Linked DNA regions of Homo sapiens: regions 1 and 3 are each linked to region 2. Evidence: chromatin contacts called from ENCODE Hi-C or POLR2A ChIA-PET data. All regions are on one chromosome and are shown on one strand. Each heading gives the region's core, a stretch centred on a gene start or an enhancer-like site at or near the end of the contact. The rest is flanking DNA. Distances are from core to core; before and after follow the strand shown.

Evidence for each region. Hi-C counts contacts between places; a loop is a spot of excess contacts on that map. ChIA-PET counts read pairs that join two places held with the same protein, here RNA polymerase II (POLR2A). Pooled maps may share reads with other maps.
Region 1: a loop to region 2 is called in a pooled map, with 10 times the contacts of the local background. The contact joins two enhancer-like sites. A Hi-C loop is called at or near these places in 6 of 37 single-sample maps with no recorded cell type and 5 of 50 pooled maps. POLR2A ChIA-PET finds 5 or more read pairs at or near these places in 1 of 52 experiments (OCI-LY7).
Region 3: a pooled map shows a loop between it and region 2 (3-fold over the local background). The contact joins two enhancer-like sites. A Hi-C loop is called at or near these places in 1 of 37 single-sample maps with no recorded cell type and 1 of 50 pooled maps. POLR2A ChIA-PET finds 5 or more read pairs at or near these places in 1 of 52 experiments (activated T-cell).

What each region holds. Positions count from the first base shown.
Region 1 is chr12:77,997,815-78,000,514 of GRCh38, reverse strand. It overlaps NAV3 (neuron navigator 3), which reads right to left. Exons shown (of 40, transcript NM_001024383.2): 7 at 2,039-2,178. Among named protein-coding and RNA genes, the nearest start is that of NAV3, 170 kb to the right of the region's middle. Within about 2 kb of position 1,319, at least 3 of the 41 ENCODE cell types and tissues checked have a DNase peak (open chromatin) inside an H3K27ac peak, as active enhancers do; they include OCI-LY7, where a contact is called at or near this core.
Region 2 is chr12:78,456,858-78,459,557 of GRCh38, reverse strand. No RefSeq gene overlaps it. Among named protein-coding and RNA genes, the nearest start is that of LINC02424, 98 kb to the right of the region's middle. RefSeq lists a silencer at 1,333-1,382. Within about 2 kb of position 1,422, at least 2 of the 41 ENCODE cell types and tissues checked have a DNase peak (open chromatin) inside an H3K27ac peak, as active enhancers do; they include OCI-LY7, where a contact is called at or near this core.
Region 3 is chr12:78,885,776-78,888,475 of GRCh38, reverse strand. The region is part of intron 1 of SYT1 (synaptotagmin 1); the gene reads right to left. Among named protein-coding and RNA genes, the nearest start is that of SYT1, 22 kb to the right of the region's middle. Within about 2 kb of position 1,260, at least 7 of the 41 ENCODE cell types and tissues checked have a DNase peak (open chromatin) inside an H3K27ac peak, as active enhancers do.

The DNA.
Region 1 (2,700 bases), core at 70-2,569, 460 kb after region 2:
AAAAAAAAAAAAAAATGTTTTAAGTGTAATATATTATTACCTCGTTTGCTCTTATAATTTAAGATAGTATTTTGGAAATACAGCATGACATAATGATTAATTTATGAACATTGTTATTGGATCTATTGACATAAAGTTTTAACTCCACGTTTAATAGCAAATTTCATATTGCATACAAGACAAATTCCAGATGTCTTTATTATATCGTATGAAAACTCTTGTCTAAGAAAATGTGCTTTATATGAGCAGACTGCATATTACACGACATCTGTCTCCACCTTGTGGTTATAATCAATATTGCTACTATCTAATTTTGCACTGCCTTCTAAGCATAGATAGGGAAGGTATGTATGAATTGAGTGGCCATGGAAAAATATTAATGCTTGTATATCATCAGAATTTTACTAATAGATGCCAGAAATAAGTTAAATAAAACATTTTCACATTACAGAAAAATTCAGATAAATTAAGATATAAAAGTGTTAATTCATCAAATGCATTTCTAAGTCTATTTACAAACATTGCTAGTAATTTCTTGCTAGAATATCAATAACGGTGGTATCGTGTTGCTTAATTGGACACTTTGGTAGTCTATTTAACACATCTTTATTTCTAAGCCTGTTAGCTTCCCCTAGAAATTTCCCACATATACAGGAAGTATTAGCCTGAACTTGTATAATATTTTTTAGAAAAGTTAGGAAATGAGGGCATTTTTTTTTTTCTGATGAGCGACTGTCACCTCCCTTAGCCCCAGGAAGAGTATAAGTCTTCAGTAATATTTCTTGTGATCTTAAATCTAAAATTTTATTTTATATTTTAAAGAAAACATTCCTAACTTCCAAATATACACTTTTGTTTTTCATTTTCCATTTAACTCAAGAGCTTAAGATATTGCAATCTTAACACACACTGCTCTGCTCTCAGGTGTTTAAAGTCTGTCCACTTTTGCTTTAGGCCAAAGGGAATATTTACACAAAAGAGTGTCTTGCTTCTAGATCACATCTGTCCGTTCACATTTGAGGAAGAGGAAGTTGTCTAATCATTTGCCTATATGAAACAATTCACAATTATCTATTTTGAGCAAAAACGTTCCCACATGGTTGAATTATTTGATCCCAATTAGCCAGATGTTCTACTAACTAAACATTTGTGCCACTTTTTAATTTCATGTGTTTTTCCATGTAGAGCCCAACACTCTGAAGAAAAGTTTGAAGTTCTATTGATTTGAAAATACTTCCTCAAAATCCAGCAGAACACCCTAGTTCCTCACACAGCCATACTACTTATAACAGCACAAGTTCTTCACTTCCTCATGATTGAGGTGTAAACTACACATACTCATCCCCGTCCTCTCTGCTACTCAGTGACAAGCATCAAATCAGCACCTCTTTAAATGCCCACTTCGTACATCACAGAGAACTGTGTGGCTTATGATTCATTTATAATATGCCTTTAACAGACACTTTCATTTAATGTCCTTGATTTTGTGATTTGATATTTATATTATGCACTAATTCAAGAAAACAAAACAAATATGAATAATTTGTCTTTTGGGGAAAACTGAGGTCATAATATCTCTGGGATCTGCTGCTTGCAAAGATAAAAACCTACTGTAATTATGTTTCAAATTTTGATGCTCCAACCTTAATTGTCAAAAACACTTATGGCTCTTACCTTAACTGAAGTTAAGGATTCAGATAAATTCAATATGGCTTTATGATTTCAGGATACATTTTCAAAAACATAAAAAGACATAAGAAAATGTGATTTACATGCATTTGGAAGGACCTGTTTTTGAGAAACAGTATTTGTACTTGCATATATAACTAACTACTTTAAAATGAATGAGTTTATTTGTTTAAAATGTTCTTCAGATAAGAAAGCTGGCAGTCAGGAGGGGACAGTTAGGAAACATAAAGAAACTCCACTGATAACATCTCTAGGCCCAAAGTTGTTACGCTGCTCAAATATTAGATTTAGCATGCAATTCACAAGACTCATGTTGGACTTGTGTCATAATGATGTAACAAACACTTACCTTTTTCGTTTCCATTTGCATAATTTGGAGGCTTGTTTTTGTCAATGCTGTTAAAGCTCTGACTTCTCCTATTTAAATTAGAGGCTCCCTGGACCTTGCTGCTGCTTCCTGCAGCAGGCACCCTAGAGGGCCCTGGAAGCCTGAAATAGTATAAGAAAAATTACATCATTATTGTACATTACAAAAAGGTAAGAAGCAGGAGGTGCTGAAAGTCAGAAATTTACAACATATGATGTTCTAAAATCTATTTAGCAGAAAATGGTGATAGATGTGACAAATAAATAGCTAAGCACAATGTTGCAGATCTTCAGAAAAATCTTGTTTCCCTTTTCAATGAACATGTCCCTCCAAAATTGTAATAATATACAATAATTAAAATAAATCTTAACTAAAAAAGTCATACTCACCCCATCCCTGATGAATAAAACTTTGCCTTAAAAGTACTGTAACAATTATGTGAAAAGTAAAGGAAACAATAACACTTAACTTTATGTTCTCAGCATATTCCTCAGCTATTTCAGTTATTAAGCTGTTCTTTTCAATGTGTAAGGCATTTGTTTTTATTGTAGGTAGTTATATAGTAAGTTTGCTTGGATATTAATCACAAGAAAGTTACTGAACAAGAAGGAATAGCTAATGCTCACTGAGTATCTAAGTTACTT
Region 2 (2,700 bases), core at 173-2,672:
GGGAGGGGACCCAAAGGGGGTTACCGTTGCCAGCTCGAATGCTTGGGTTTATATCCTGATAATTGTCCCTCCCGCTGTGCTCTCAGGCAACAGGTGATTGGCTATTCCTTTACCTCCAGTTTTTGCCTAATTAGCATTTTAGTGAGCTCTCTTTCCTACCTGATTGGTCGGGTGTGAGCTAAGTTGCAAGCCCCATGTTTAAAGGTGGATGTGGTCACCTTCCCAGCTAGGCTTAGGGATTCTTAGTTGGCCTAGGAAATCCAGCTAGTCCTTTCTCTCACCAGTAAGATCTCAGGAATTGGGCAAGTGGGCTCGAGCATGCCATTAAGAAGCAAAATGGCAAAGTTTAACTGGTATATGAGCTTCTGGGGGCATTCCACTGGAAAAGGGGAGAATGGCTCAGGTGAGCATCCATACAACTCCAGTAAACACACTGCACATGCTCACTTCCCAAGTGCTAGCTGGCCACCACACATGCGAGCAGCTCACACTAAGGGAATAATCAAGGGAAATGGGATGCGAGATTCTGGAAGTATGCCAGCATATAAAACCCCAAGTCAAAGGTCAAACCCCACACTTGTACTCCAAGATGCCTTCTTGGCCCTCTTCCAGGTGTACTCTACTTTTCTTTTCATTCCTGCTCTAAAGCTTTTTAATAAACTTTCACTCCTACTCTAAAACTTGGCTCCATCTCTTTTTCTGCCTTATGCCCCACAGTCAAATTCTTTCTTCTGAGGAGACAAGAATTGAGGTTGCTGCAGACCCCTACGGATTCGCTGCTAGTAGCTCGGATACTCACCACCTCTAACAATAAGACCAGTAAAGCCTAAAAAGTCTACTATCTGAACTCCACAAAACAGCTCTGCCAGTCCTTACTCAAAAACAAAGAATCGTGTTTATTTTCAGGCACCATAGGAAAGGATTGCCCTCTCCCAAGCCTTTCTAACTCCCTCCCTCCACATAACCCCTGAATATGGTCATCTCATATTGCTCATATAGAAACTCACAAGAAGGCGTATTTGTTAGCCCAGCACACCAGACTTTTACAAAGTCTATTTTGTAAAAACAATGTGATGTTTTAGGGAGTAAATCCAACATCTCTCCTAATTCATTACCCTTGTAAAAATGCTTCAGGATCACTACAATTGACTTTCAAACTGAGGGCATTCCCCTTATTGTTATTTAGCTAATTTAACCTGACTTTTCAAGAAAATGAGATGTACTGTGAAACAGCCTGAAAGAACACCTAATGCTTATCTCAGAGAGTGCTGTTACTCCACTTGACTCTACATCTTGAAATAAAGTCAATTTTCTTGTTAGCTTACAAAAGAGAAAGAGAAGGAGTGTGACCAAAAGCCTGTGGTCTATAACAGGAGGAAGTGAGAGAGAAGGGAAGAGAGAGATTTGTTCTTAAGCTTTATGAAACACCAGAATGAGTCAGTTCCCATTTTGTTTACTTGATAATAGACTTCAGGAAGAACACAAAGATAGTACTCAGAAAATTAGCAAGTCACTTGTAACCAGATAGTTTTCCTGAGATATGTCTATATCTTTTGTCCTCTACTTATTCTTTGACTTCCTTGCTTCCATTTTCAGTGCTCAACGCAAATCCTGAAAAGTGCTTATCCAAAAACCAACCTTCCCATTTCTAATTTTCCAAGTAAATCAACAAATTTGAACCTCTGATAGAGCCAGTGAACTGCTACACAATACCACTGTCCTCAATTAACATCTTCTCTAGGCAATTTGCACCAAATGAAGTTCCCTTTGTGTCCAGCCGATGTTTTAAGGAAATAAAATGATAAAATGGAGAAATCTTTTAGATTGAGCTTGTTCAGATAACATCTAAGGGGCCATCTTTTTTTACCCACTCTTCTTCAACTCCAAAAAAGAAGCAAAGAGGCCTTAAAATATATCCCACCTGTTGTGAAGTAATCACTCTCCGGGTTGATCAGAAATCCTATTCTATGATGGTTAGTAGACCCTGAACACTGCATCTTGTAGAATAAGTGAGGCACCACCTCTCTGAACACAGTTTGCATCCTTTTAGGAGGAAAACAATTAAAACATTCTCCCAGGCACTGAAACAAACACTAAAGTTTTAAATCACAAATTCACCAAAAACACACAGACACGCACGCACATATACCAAATGAATATACATATATATTAATATATCTAATGAGAGAAAGACATTTGTAAAATAGCCCTGTAAATTAAAAATATTTCTAGTTATAGAGTAATGTAAAAGTAGAATGCTAACAAGTGAATTTCCCTGTAGCTTGATCACTCTAAAGAGAAATAGCAATTAGATACTATTTTTCTCAGACTTGTAGCCAGGGAAGAGTATTTTACAATTTCAAAGCTGAAAAGAAGAGCTACATTATAGAGACATATCAGCTGATAAAAGTAATGCTGACCAGGAAGCTTTTATTTTCAAAATGTTTTATTAAACTATATTCTATTCTAGAATATGGTGGGTTTTTTAATTGGATTACCCTCCAGGTGCAAAAGTGAGCCTATTGTTCTGCCACCTTTTCCTCTGAGGGAGCCCTAGGATTATTAACCTTCTCCATTAGGAAAGACAGACAATATCCTAATGCCTAGTTTGAAGGGATAGTTGGTGTCTGCAAACCTATAGAGAGACTGGCAGAATGTATATTCATTAATTCAACTGATATTTATTGTGCTGTGGATACA
Region 3 (2,700 bases), core at 11-2,510, 430 kb before region 2:
GATTAATTTTAAATGATTGCATAAAATGTCTTACAACTTTCAAAATCATCCTTCAGCAGAGTGGTATCATTGGGGATGTTGATGTCAATCTATTTTTATTTAAAATGAAATTAAATATAAAATATTGAAATGGGTCCATCCATTTACCAGGGTAATTGTACACAAGGATTTCCAGGAGAGGAAATGAAGATGAGGTCTAAGAATTGAAATATGAGCAATCCATTTACACTAACTTTATACAATTATATGTGTAATCTTCTACAAACAAAGCCAATACCTACAATACCTCATCCTCCAAAATCATAGATTTTGAAAAAAACTATCAATTTCTTAAGAAAGGATTTAAAAATATTATAATATCTGTGATTCTACAAAATTATATTCCTTATTACTATTACCAATGACACATCTTAATTTTCTCATGTAATGAGTTCCACTACTAATTATAACTTGAAAATCTCTTACTTTAAATTGTCTATCATAGTTTTTTGGGCACAAAATTTGAGCAGTCCTCTTTAGAAATAAAATTCAGTTAGTTGGTTTTAATTATTTAAATCTTAACAGTGTAAACCTGTCTTCAATAAGTTAACAATATTATACTTGAGAAATACAATCAGGTTTTTAAAACAAGTATGAATAATCAATTTCTTCTAAAGAAAGGGCTAGATATTGAAATTATATTTTAGTATGTCATCACCTACTTCAATCAATAAATATTTACTGAATAGTAACTTTATGATATATAATTTTGGATATAAAGATGATTGAGATATCCTCTTTACTTATGAGGAGCTCTTGTCCTAATAGGGAAGATAATATACAAAAGCAATTACGTTACAGAAATCCTCCCTTATCCGTAGGGGATATGTTCCAGCTCCCCTACTGTATTCCTGAAACTATGCCTAGTACCAATAATTATGTGTACCATGCATGGATTTCTCTTTCCTTCTTCACAGTTTCATGAATAGATTTATTCTTACTATCGCTGTTAATGATCTCAGCATATGATTCTTTCTTCTTTCCTTACTAAGTCAAGAACTTTCACCTTGTCACTTAGAAGAAGCACTTTATGGCTTCTCTTTGGCATATCCGAATTGCCAGCATCCACACTCATGTGCATTTGGGCCATTATTAAGTAAAATAAGGGTTACTTGAACACAATCACTGTAATACCGATAGTCAGTGTGACAACTGCCAGGACTACTAAGTGACTAACGGGTGGATAACACAGCATCGAGATACTGGACAAAGAGATGACTCATGTCCTGGGCAGGATGGAGTAGGATGGCGTGAGATTTCATCATGCTACTCAAAACAACATGCATTTTAAAACATACAAATAGTTTATTTCTGGAATTTTTCCATTTAATATTTTCAGACCATGGTTGGCCATGGGTAACTGAAACCACAGAAAGTGAAATCGTGGGTAAGGAGGACTACTGTAAAAGGTAGAAAGTGCAAGTATCATGGGATACCATTATTTCCTTAATCTCAAAGAAAAATATTCCTTCTAAAACTTCATACATAAACTGGCACTCTATCCTACACTGACTGGTGGGGCTTCCAGTTTAATCTCATGCCTAAATATAGATCATGAAAATGTGTTGAATGACTTAACCCCATATAGCTTGTATCAGCTTATTTCCCATGGCTTTTATTTAAATATCCATTGTCTTTATTTGAGCAATAAATAACGCACTATCATACACTTTTCTCCAAAAGCATTTTGTGGGTCTTTCTTGGCTGTTTACTTTATATTCTCCCTGAAAACAACCCAAACCTTTCAAAACATTATTCAAATGTGGCTGAATGCTCATCTCAGAGCAGGCAATAGGTAAATACTTGCTGACTGTGTATTAAAAACATCAGGAGTATGTACTGATTAAAATATAGATCATCACAGGCATATGGTTACAAACATCTTTTAATTCTAAATTTGTTGCTATGTATTTGTCTATAATAAGCAACATTTAGGTGATGATTAATTTCAAAGAATTGCATGTATTATCTTACAACTGTCAAAATCAGCCTTCAGCACAGTAGGTATCCCTGTGAATGTTGGTATCAATCTGTTTTTGTTTAAAATGAAATTAAATGTAAATATTGAAAAGCAAAACCATTTTGTCTCAAAATAACTTACTTGAAAAGCAATACCAATCCAGGAATTTTGAGGAGGATAGCTTTTAGAACCAATTGCACTCACTCTATATTCATGAACCCTTAATGCTTCTCATTCTCTGACGTTTGTGAATGCATTAGTCTTTCAATCATAGAAAAAAATAAAAAGATATTTTTCTGCTATTTTCCTAGATGCCTTGAAGTTAGCCCAACTTTTATTTACTTGCCCCAGGATAATAAATTAGCTGGCAAAGTGGCTGAGGAAGTACATATAACATGTTAAAAAAATTAGTGTTATGATAAGCCCTACCAAGTATGAGGGAAGTTAAACTCCATTTCTTATAAAAAATGGATAGGAATGTATTTCTGAGCTTTCCACTGCTATCTTAATGTACTTAGAGGTCACAAAATCTAGGAAATACATAAAATAGATATGTATTTTGCTTCCATCATAGGCCAACAAAGTCCAAATTCCCTTCTTGTTTCCACCCTTGGCCCTATTCAGTCTATTCTAGCAAGAATATTTTATTCTCAATGATCCTTAAAAATATCAAAGTTGGATGTGTTACTCATATGCTCAAA